2 separate regions of the Homo sapiens genome follow, and region 2 is linked to region 1. The links are chromatin contacts, found by Hi-C or POLR2A ChIA-PET in ENCODE. All regions are on one chromosome and are shown on one strand. Each heading gives the region's core, a stretch centred on a gene start or an enhancer-like site at or near the end of the contact. The rest is flanking DNA. Distances are from core to core; before and after follow the strand shown. Region 1 has its middle 58 kb from the start of LINC02393. Region 2 holds the start of LINC02393 (long intergenic non-protein coding RNA 2393).

Region 1 (4,528 bases), core at 1,365-3,864:
GAGAGTTCCACCCTCGTGACCTAATCACCTCCCCAAGGCCTCCATCCTAATACCATCTCCTTGGGGGTTAGGATTTCAACAGATGAAACGTGAGGAGACACAAACGTTCAGAGGATAGCAGGAGCCTATCCCAGTCCTCAGGTAAAGAAAGCAAAGACCAGCCCAGGACAGAAGCCACTGGAGCAGAAAGAGGTTTCCCATTTCAGAGCTGGTAGGGAAACAATTGGGGAGAGTGGGAAACGCGTGGATCTCATGAAAGGACTGAGAAAGTTAGCATGTAGAATGGAGGCTGGGGCAGAGCAGTGAGGACGGGGGGGCTTCTAAGTTCCCGTCTGACTTCTAGTGTGATGGAGCGAGGGGAGCACATTTAGCACGTGGTTTTAACTGATAGACCTTCACATAAATTGCCATATAACATAGTGTGTGTGTATATGTATTTGCGTGCACGTGTACACACACATGTATATATATATATTCTCTATTGGTCCATCTTGTTCGTGGACATTTAGATTGAATCTGTATGTTGGTTATTGAGAATAAAGCTGCAATGGACATGAGAGAGGCTGATTTTATTTTTTAAGGGCATAAGTAGTCAGTAGTGTATTGCTGGATTCTGTGGTAGTGAGAGAGTGGGATGGTGGTTTCCAGGTGCAGGTGGAGAGTGAGACGTGGAAAAACGTTTGTCAAAGACTACAGTGTCTCAGTTCTGGACACCTAATATACAGCAAGGTGACTGTAGTTGACAATAACATATAGTACACGTGAAATTTGCCAGGAGAGCAGACCCTAAATGTGAGTACTATACACACATAGAAATGGCTACTTTGCCAAGTGATGTGAATGAGCTTGATGGTGGTGATGGTTTCACAGTGTATCCATCTATCAAAAGACCGCATTCCATTCCTTAAATACTTAACAGTTTTGATTTGTCAATTATACCTCAATAAAGCTTAAAAAATCTATTAAAAAATAAAGACAAGATATTAAAGTTGAGGCAAGAAAGAAGGGAAGGGGCCATGTGGGGAAGAAATGGTCATTTTCCTAGAAGGTGATTGGAGAAGAGCAAGGTGAACATTCTAGGGGAGGTTATTCCTGCCGTGAATAGAGCCACGTGCTAAAGGTGCCTGAGGGGTTGAGGTGGATCACCCCTCATCCATCCCGGGTCACTGATACAGGAGACAGGGGATGAAGCAGGTAGGAGGGTGAGGAGGAAGAGAAGTGCTGGGGACCCCGAGCTTTACTTGTAGTGATCACTGAGGGCATCATGGAGCTGCCTGGCAGAATCGAGACAGAAATTGTCTCTCCAGAGGGGAGTTGCATTCTGAAGTTAGAACAGAAGCCAAACATTGGATCTAATCAGGTACTCCTAGAAAAGTCAAGTTTTTGTGTTTGTTTTCCTAAAGATGAAACACTTTATGGGGTCCCCACCCAGTGGGGGACAGGGCAGAAGCAGTGTTACCAAAACACCAGGGGTTTGGTCTGGGTCCTGCTGCTCACATCACAGAAAGCCAATCACTGAGACGACAGTTATTGCCAAGGAAGAAGGCTTTAATCAGAAGATGTATACAATTTGAAGAGAAACCAGAGTATAGAGGAAGGCTTTAATCAGGTGCTGTAGCCAAGGAGATGGGAGATCAGTCTGAAATCCATCTCCCTGACTGAATCCTATTAGGGGTTTACATAGCAGAAATGTAGCTACATGCAGGTAAACAGGACTGATGGAAGGGGAAGGAAAAGGAATTGATCCACAGGAAGCAGGTGGTGGGTTAGGCAGTCGCGGTGGGCGAGGGCTCTGGTGTCTCATTATGCAGATGCTGAGACGTGGTGAGTTTCAGTTCCTTGATACTCTCTGGGAGGCCTGATGGTTGGTTTCCTCAGCAAGGAACTCAGATAGGAAAAATGTAACTTTCTCAACTTTCAAGACTAGGAGGGTCCACTTCTATGTTTATTCAAAGGAAACCATAAACATCAGTTCTGTGGGACTATTGGGTCTGTTTCAGTAGCAGGTGGATTACATCGAAGCCCCTGAATATAAAGCAGTTGGTTAACTATGCACAAGAATCACAGGCCGTGATGTGGGGTGTGGCAGTCAAACCAACCAAGACAGCAGGAATGATCTCTTTCCTCCCTCCACATCAACTCAGCCCAATGGGCATGGAGGTTCAAAGTCCTGTTCTAGTATGCTTTCTCTCTCCTTCTCTCTCTCAGTTAAAATGGCCCTGGTTACATATGTTTAATCATAGGATTCTCTGATGTGTTCCCAGAGCTCAGGGAAGAGTCTAAATGGTATCTTATCTACGGAGTGTTCTGCAAAAACTCTTGGAAGGGATACAGTTATCCAAAGGGATCAAACCAGCAGTAATGATGGTCACAGACCTTCGCAAGCCTTAACAAGCTTCAGCCTCGCAGACCTTAGCAAGGCCACTTCCCCAGGGGATGTAAAATCCATGCCAAGTGCCTGAGTCTCTGGCCTTGCAAGTCTTTCTAGTCTACAGTGCTTAAAGCCACTACATGCAGTTTTTCCCCGTGTTCATCTTCCAGTTACAGATTGGTTGTTCAAGAAGAAAAGTGAGATCATTTACCAAAATGGAAATAAGACAGAAAAAGCCTGGCAGCGGCCCCTCCTGGCTGCCCACTCTGCCCTCACCTCCCTGGGCTACACCCACATGCTCTCCAGGAGAGCACAGCGTGTCCAGGAGCCCACAGTTCCTGGGATAATTGCCATGCAGAGGCCCTGGCTGCTGGGCCTTTCTGAGAAGTTATTAAAAAAGAGAACACTTTGCTGGCTTCTGGGTTCAGATGGTTTATGTCAATTACATTATCTTCAGAGGAAAGAAAAGGTAATTTCACTTCAGTTTTCTGGCTTTACTGTGCTTTGATGAGTTCCAGAAATAACAGAGTCAGAACCCAAGTCTGTTAACGACTTTCAGAGACTCTCCCACGTGGCACCAAGTCCTGTCTCAGCCACCACCCACATCACTGAGTGAATGTGGGATTAACCTTCCCTGTGAGAATTTTGCTTGTTAATTTCCTGAGCCTAGGACATAAATTATTTGTATGTGAATTTAATCTTTTTTTAAAAACAGGATGAAACAAACAAAAACAAATCAAAAGGCACCTTTAGCACATGGCTCTATTCACAGCAGGAAAAATCTCCCCTAGAATGTTCACCTTGCTCTTCTCCAGTCACCTTCCAGGAACACGACCATATCTTCCCCACACGACTCCTGCTCTTCTTTCTCGCCTCGACTTTAATATCATGTCTTTATTTTTAATAGTTTCTTAAAGTTTTATTGAGGCATAATTGACAAAATTGTATGCATATAAGGTGTGCAATGCGTATTTTGGTAGATGGATATATCATGAAACCATCACCACCATCAAGCTCATTCACATCACCTGGCAAAGTTACCATTTTTATGTGTGTGTGCTACTAAGACTTAAGATATATTCTTGCAAATTTCAAGTCTACAGTACGTTATTATCAACTACAGTCACCTTGCTGTATGTTAGGTGTCCAGAACTGAGACATTGTATTCTTTGACAAATATTTTTCCATTTCTCACTCTCCACCTGCTCCTGGAAACCACCATTTTACTCTCTAACTACCATAGAATTCAGCAATCCCACTACTGAATACTTATCCCCCTAAAAATAAAATCAGCATCTCTCATGTCCATTGCAGCTTTATTCTCAATAACCAAGGTACAGATTCAATCTAAATGTCAGTGGACAGATGGACCAATAGATAAAATTATATATATATATATGTGTGTGTGTGTGTGTGTGTGTGTGTAGTGTGTTTATACATATATATATACACACACATAATATGTTACATGGCAATTTATATGTGAAGGTCTATTAGTTAAAATTAGAGTCAGCGGCTTGAATAAGATAAAAGTTCTCTCTCTCTGTTAATAAAGCAATTTTTTTTAAAAAAAATTATTTTTATTTTTTTGAGACAGAGTCTCGCTTTGTCACCCAGGCTGCAGTGCAGTGGTGCCATCTCAGCTCTCTGCAACCTCCGCCTCTGGGGTTCAAGTGATTCTCGTGCGTCAGCCTCCCGAGTAGTTGGGACTACAGGCGTATGCAACCATACCCAGCTAATTTTTGTATTTTTAGTAGAGATGGGGTTTAGCGTTGTTGGCCAGGCTGGTCTCGAACTCCTGACCTCAAGTGATCCGCCCACCTCAGCCTCCCAAAGTGCTGGAATTACAGGCGTGAGCCACCACGCCCAGCCTCATAAAGCAATTTAAAGTCAGGCATCTGAGATGGGTGGGAAGCCTTGAATGCCTCGAATGACTCAAATGACACACACACACACACATATATATAAAATTCCACATATACGTGGAATGTTATTCAGCCTTAAAAAAGAAGGCAATCCCGCCGTGACCCCGCTGGAGATTTTCCATCAGCCTTCATTGTCACCCGTTGCTTAGTTCTCTTTCTTTTTAGCTCCATTTTATTTTTATGCATTTCTAACTGTGATTCTCAATTTGCAAATTTTTATCCCCTTGGCATG
Region 2 (5,203 bases), core at 2,157-4,656, 58 kb before region 1:
ATTCTCCTGTCTCAGCCTCCTGAGTAGCTGGGATTACAGGTGCCCACCACCACAGCTGGCTAATTTTTGTATTTTTAGTAGAGACTGGGTTTTACCATATTGGCCAGACTGGTCTCGAACTCCTGACCTCAGGTGGTCCGCCTGCCTTGGCTTCCCAAAGTGCTGGGATTATAGGAGTGAGCCACTGCGCCTGGCCATTTGATTCTTATAACACCTTTGAAAGTAGGCATGACAAATATTATAATCACAATGTTACATAATATTATGCTGGTTTTAGAAAGAAGGGAACTGAGGCTCTGCAGGGTGCTTAGAAGTTTTGCTGCTGAAGTTTAGGTGCATTTGCTTCTATTCAATGTCTTTGTTACCATCTGAACAACCATACAGTTGGCTGTGATGCTGAAAATGTCCCGTCATGCACCTACACTGCCACAGACAATATAGTGCACCTTGACCTGAGCTCAGAATTGCAGGTATATTAAATGTTAGTCTTCACCATTTAAAGGCAACTGTATTTCCTATGGAAGAGACTACTCGTTTTCTCCCTATGCATTTCCCCCATAAGAATAGAATTTGTGTTTTTTTTGACTTCATAGGTAGCTGTCCAGAATAAAGCGTACATTACCCAGTACACATTGGGTCAAGGGAATGTCAGGTGACTAACTAAATTCTAGATGAAACTAGAAGTGTCACATGACAGCTTCCAAGGCATAGCAAGGACATGCTCCTCCTATGGACTACAACCTAGTTTTTTATTTGTCTTCTCCTATATACTTTAATGTAGAGGTGGTGTCTGTAGCTGTTACTGCCATCTTGCTAATGAGATGAAGAGGAATGGAGGTCAGAAGCAGAGCAACAATCTGGAAGAAGCCTGGGTTCCTGACGACCTTTAGGTCCAAACCACTATTCCAGCTTCAGACCTCTTTCTTAAGATGTTTTCATGAGAGAGAAACAAACTTCTCTCTCATATAAGCAGCTAATTTTAGCCTCTAATTCAAATGAACACTATTCTTAACTAATAAAATTTTCAGACAAAACATTGAGACCCACCAACTAAATATTGCATGTTTTAAATATGAGGATGAGCAAAACATATCTGTGCCATTAACACGACACCACAAACCTTAATGAGGTTCTCTGTCTTAATATACTTTTAAAAACCTGATTTAGCCAACAACCCACCCTTTTAATATAATGTTACTGTTCATTTTTGGGTTTTAGGAGGGCAACAGTTAACCCTACCTCATTCCTCTCTGAGTTTGGAACCAATTGAAATAAAAAGAGGCATATTTATATAAAAATATGACAAACATAGCAATTTCATTGCTCCTATTGCTGGTTTGGTAGACATGGTTGGGCCTTTAGTAAAATTATCCTCTACATTGGACTCTGTAAGTACAGTTTTTCTTTGGGCCCATTCGTATAGAGGACTAGGGCCACCTCTCACCTTGTCAAACACAGAGAATCCAGGAACCTTACAAGTAAGTCACACATGACCACAATGTTCACATATTAACCTTGCTAGTTAGAAAAAGGAGAATAAATACTGTAAGCATCCTCCATCTCCACAGTTCTTCAACCTTCCTCTGGGTTGAACAAGTAAAGTGGGGAAGGGGTTCAGTTTTATTTCAACAATCCCAGAAAGTGAGAGGCTTCTATGTCATGGTCTCCAGCTGGAACAAGTGGAAAGAAAGAAAAGAGATCTCCTGCTGCTCAAGATAAAGAAGGAATATTGCAGCTAAGGATGGGAGACATAGGGAAGTGATGGTTTCTAACCTGACACAAGGTGGAGAGAAGTAATAAACTAGAAGATGAGGGAAGTAATTAAAGTAAAACAAATATATGACACGAGGTTTCCTTAAACACACCCACAAGGAATATGGGACTTGATTGCAAGCTTCTTGTTCTTTCATGTTATTATTGAACTCATTATCATTATTGCTGTAATTGTAGTGGTGACCCACTTTATTCATTTATTATAAGACATTCCTGAAACCAAAGCAGAAATAGGCACTATTCTAATACAATATTTACCTGTCATTGTTCTACAGTATCTGTCTCTCTTTTGTTGTGGTGTCAAAGTCTGTTTAGGTTATGCGGTGCCCATATCCCCTGTTATCAGCACCCTCTCATGCTCAGTTCTTCTCATCTACATACACAAGAGTCCATTTCTCTGGGAAAAGGATTGTAGATAATAGACAAAAGGAATGTCTACTAGAGAAACAGATGAGCTTGGCTAATGAAGGAAATGAAAATTGGAGCCATAATGAGCTACTGTATCATAAATGAGCATAAATTATTTTGTCAGTGCTATTTACAATTTTACATGGTGCAGAGCTTTGCAATTACGTCTATTCAATTATGCCATTCAAGGGATATTTCAATAAGGATTCTTCATTGTGGCCAAACAACGCATTTGGAAGCTTCTGTTGTACGTGGGATTCAAATCTAGCCACGAAAGAGTCCATTGCTGTAGATTCAGAAGAAAACTCTTGGTTAAATGTCAAAATACTAGCAAATTCTTGAAGGAGAAATTTTCAATTGTTTAGGAATAAAGCATAATGAATATGACCTCTATCTATGATTGTGGAAATTCTGAGTTGAATTCCAAATATCTTGGTGGTTAGGTCAGTGTATTACCAACAATGACAACAACAAACAATACGAACAGAACAAAATTTGGGAACAAAACATGATCGGAAGATTTTGCAAAGGTTAAAAAAGCCCTACTGAGAGGTTTTTTCATAGAATACGTAAATATTTTTATGCGTGTTAAAAACATAAGAACTCTTAAAATATGACTGTAATACTGTAATCATTCATAAATAGAATTAAAAATATAAATATCCTCAAATATCTAGTCAATGTTCAAATTTCCTTGCATGTCTGAGCCTTTTTTAAACCTCTAATATATCATTTGTACATGTTTCATTTTTTTCGTTCCATAGATAAGCATGGCAGCCTTCCAATCCACTTTCTTTTCACCAAACTTAACAAATCCCATAATTACATTCATCCATGTTGTACTATTCACAGCTGCACATCCCATCATGAAAGAGCTTGTTTTTCTGTAGGAGTCAAGCTAAATAACCCAATTGTTAAGACAAAACCAGGCTGAGCTTGGCTTAAAAATTGAATTGTGTTACCAACCTAGTGGAAAGTTCCATTATTGGACTGGAAGAAACACTGTCACCTTTTCAAAGAATGAAAGTGAATATTAAGCTTCTAGTTATAGTAGTAGAGGTGAGAGCCACAGCCACTGAGGCAAGAAAGTGAATGTTAGCATTTACTTACCCTATAGAACTTCCAAGGCAATGTTGGGCTTGTTTTACATCTGACTCCTACCCCAGATGTGGATACATTAAGCCTTTGGTCTTAAATACAGCTGGCACATACTGACTCATGATTTCAGATGGTTTCAGGAAAGACCGTCTAGCAAAAGTTGTACTTGGGGGAATTCCTGGCAAAATAACAGATGTAGCAATGTCTAACTGCTTTTGTGATGTAAATTGATCTCCCTGTGGCATCAGTGAATCTTCGTGCATTCCTTACATTGATCAGATAAAACTTAACTAGAAATAAAAATAACACACACAAAAACATCTTCAAATGCTGTGTATATTCATTGATTATTTTTTAATTTAAATGCTTCAAACCTGACCTATAAACTTTTTGAAATGTGTTCAGGCAGCAAATACACATACCATCTACCCATGTCCATTTTGTTTCTGAAACTAACCAAGCTTATTCTTGCCTCAGGACTTTCCCTTGCTGGATCCTGTGCCTGCAGCTCCTGTTCTTGGCCTGTCTGCTTTGCACCTTCCCTGCTTAGAGGACAGCACCCCCATGTCTTCATCTGGGGAGCCTTCCCTGACTCGCTGTCTCAGGTGGCTCCGTCACTCCCATTCCAGTCTCCCTTCATCAAATTACCCATTTATTATCTTCATAGCATTTTATCATAACCTAAAAATTGTGTTTGTTTATTTGTTTTCTTGCATATTGTCTGAATCCTTCATTGCATGTGACCATGATGAGGGCAGGGAAGTGACTCACATTCACCATGGGATCCCCAGGTCTTAGACCAAAGCCCGGCACATGGTAGGTGCTTGTGAATGAATAAATGAAAGGGTGGATGGATGGGTGGATGGATGGATGGATAGGTAGGTAGGTAGGTGGATGGGGCGTGGATGGGTGGGTGGGTACGTGGATTGATGGGTGGATACATGCATGGATAGAAGGATGGATGGATAGGTGGGTAGGTGGATGGATGGATAGATGGGTGGGTACGTGGATGGATGGGTGGATAGAAGAATGGTTGAATGAATGGGTGGGTGGGTGGGTGGATGGATGGATGGATGGATTTGTGTAAGTATAGATGGATGGATGGATGGATGGATGGATGGATGGATGCATGGATGGATGGATGCATGGATGAATTAGTGAGTGAATGAAGCACCTACAGAGAAAGTTGAGGAGATTTTACTCATAGTGAATTTTATTTAGTACAACCAACATAATAAAGAATTTCTGACAAATTTGTTTTAAAAGAGTTAGAATTTTACTAGTGAATGACCCAGAATAGTTGGTGATGACTCTAGATCTTTGATTTTCCAATGAGATTACTCTAAAACTAACAATGACTTTAACTGGAAAGTAAGCCAGGGAAAGTTTAAAATATGCTTGGTGTGTATAAAGAGAACCTAAGGATTGAGTTATATAAAAACAATATGGAATGAAGCCCCCTTCTCACCTCCCCTGCTGTGTCAGTTGCATGTTTGTCCTCACTTTGCTTGTAGCATCCAGGATGCTAAGACTCTGGAAAATCATAGTCGAACCCCTGCAGCAATCCGGTTACATTTGCTTGCAGCAGAGAGAATTGATTTGAGTGTTCTAGCATCCTTAAGACTTGGGCTCTTTCACCAGGTCTCCTCCAAATCTGTTGTACTGCTTTGGACAATTACTCTCAGCCTTTAAAAACTCCCCTGCCATGAAGGTCACTGCAGGACAGCTTCCTATAGACTATCTGTTATTGTGTGCTGTTTCCACGGAAAATGGGTAAAACATAACTGATATTATTAGAAATATGATCCTGACCACAAAAAGGGCCAATTTCCTTTGGTGATGACTCTCTGATTCAATTCAGATGACTACATTTGCATCATCGTAAGCTTGGACATGTCACTGATTCCCCCAGCAAAGTCTGTTC

What was found. A loop is a pair of places that touch in the nucleus more often than their neighbours do. ChIA-PET counts read pairs that join two places held with the same protein, here RNA polymerase II (POLR2A).
Region 2: a loop to region 1 is called in a map of endothelial cell of hepatic sinusoid, with 2.8 times the contacts of the local background. The contact joins the promoter of LINC02393 here to the enhancer-like site in region 1. A Hi-C loop is called at or near these places in 2 of 168 maps with a recorded cell type or tissue (dorsolateral prefrontal cortex and endothelial cell of hepatic sinusoid). POLR2A ChIA-PET finds 5 or more read pairs at or near these places in 2 of 52 experiments (AG04449 and OCI-LY7).

What each region holds. Positions count from the first base shown.
Region 1 is chr12:127,821,282-127,825,809 of GRCh38, reverse strand. No RefSeq gene overlaps it. Among named protein-coding and RNA genes, the nearest start is that of LINC02393, 58 kb to the left of the region's middle. Within about 2 kb of position 2,614, at least 7 of the 41 ENCODE cell types and tissues checked have a DNase peak (open chromatin) inside an H3K27ac peak, as active enhancers do; they include OCI-LY7 and dorsolateral prefrontal cortex, where a contact is called at or near this core.
Region 2 is chr12:127,879,820-127,885,022 of GRCh38, reverse strand. It overlaps LINC02393 (long intergenic non-protein coding RNA 2393), which reads right to left and starts at 3,406. Exons shown (of 3, transcript NR_033987.1): 1 at 3,292-3,406. LINC00508 (long intergenic non-protein coding RNA 508) reads left to right here. Exons shown (of 4, transcript NR_126452.2): 4 at 1-1,034.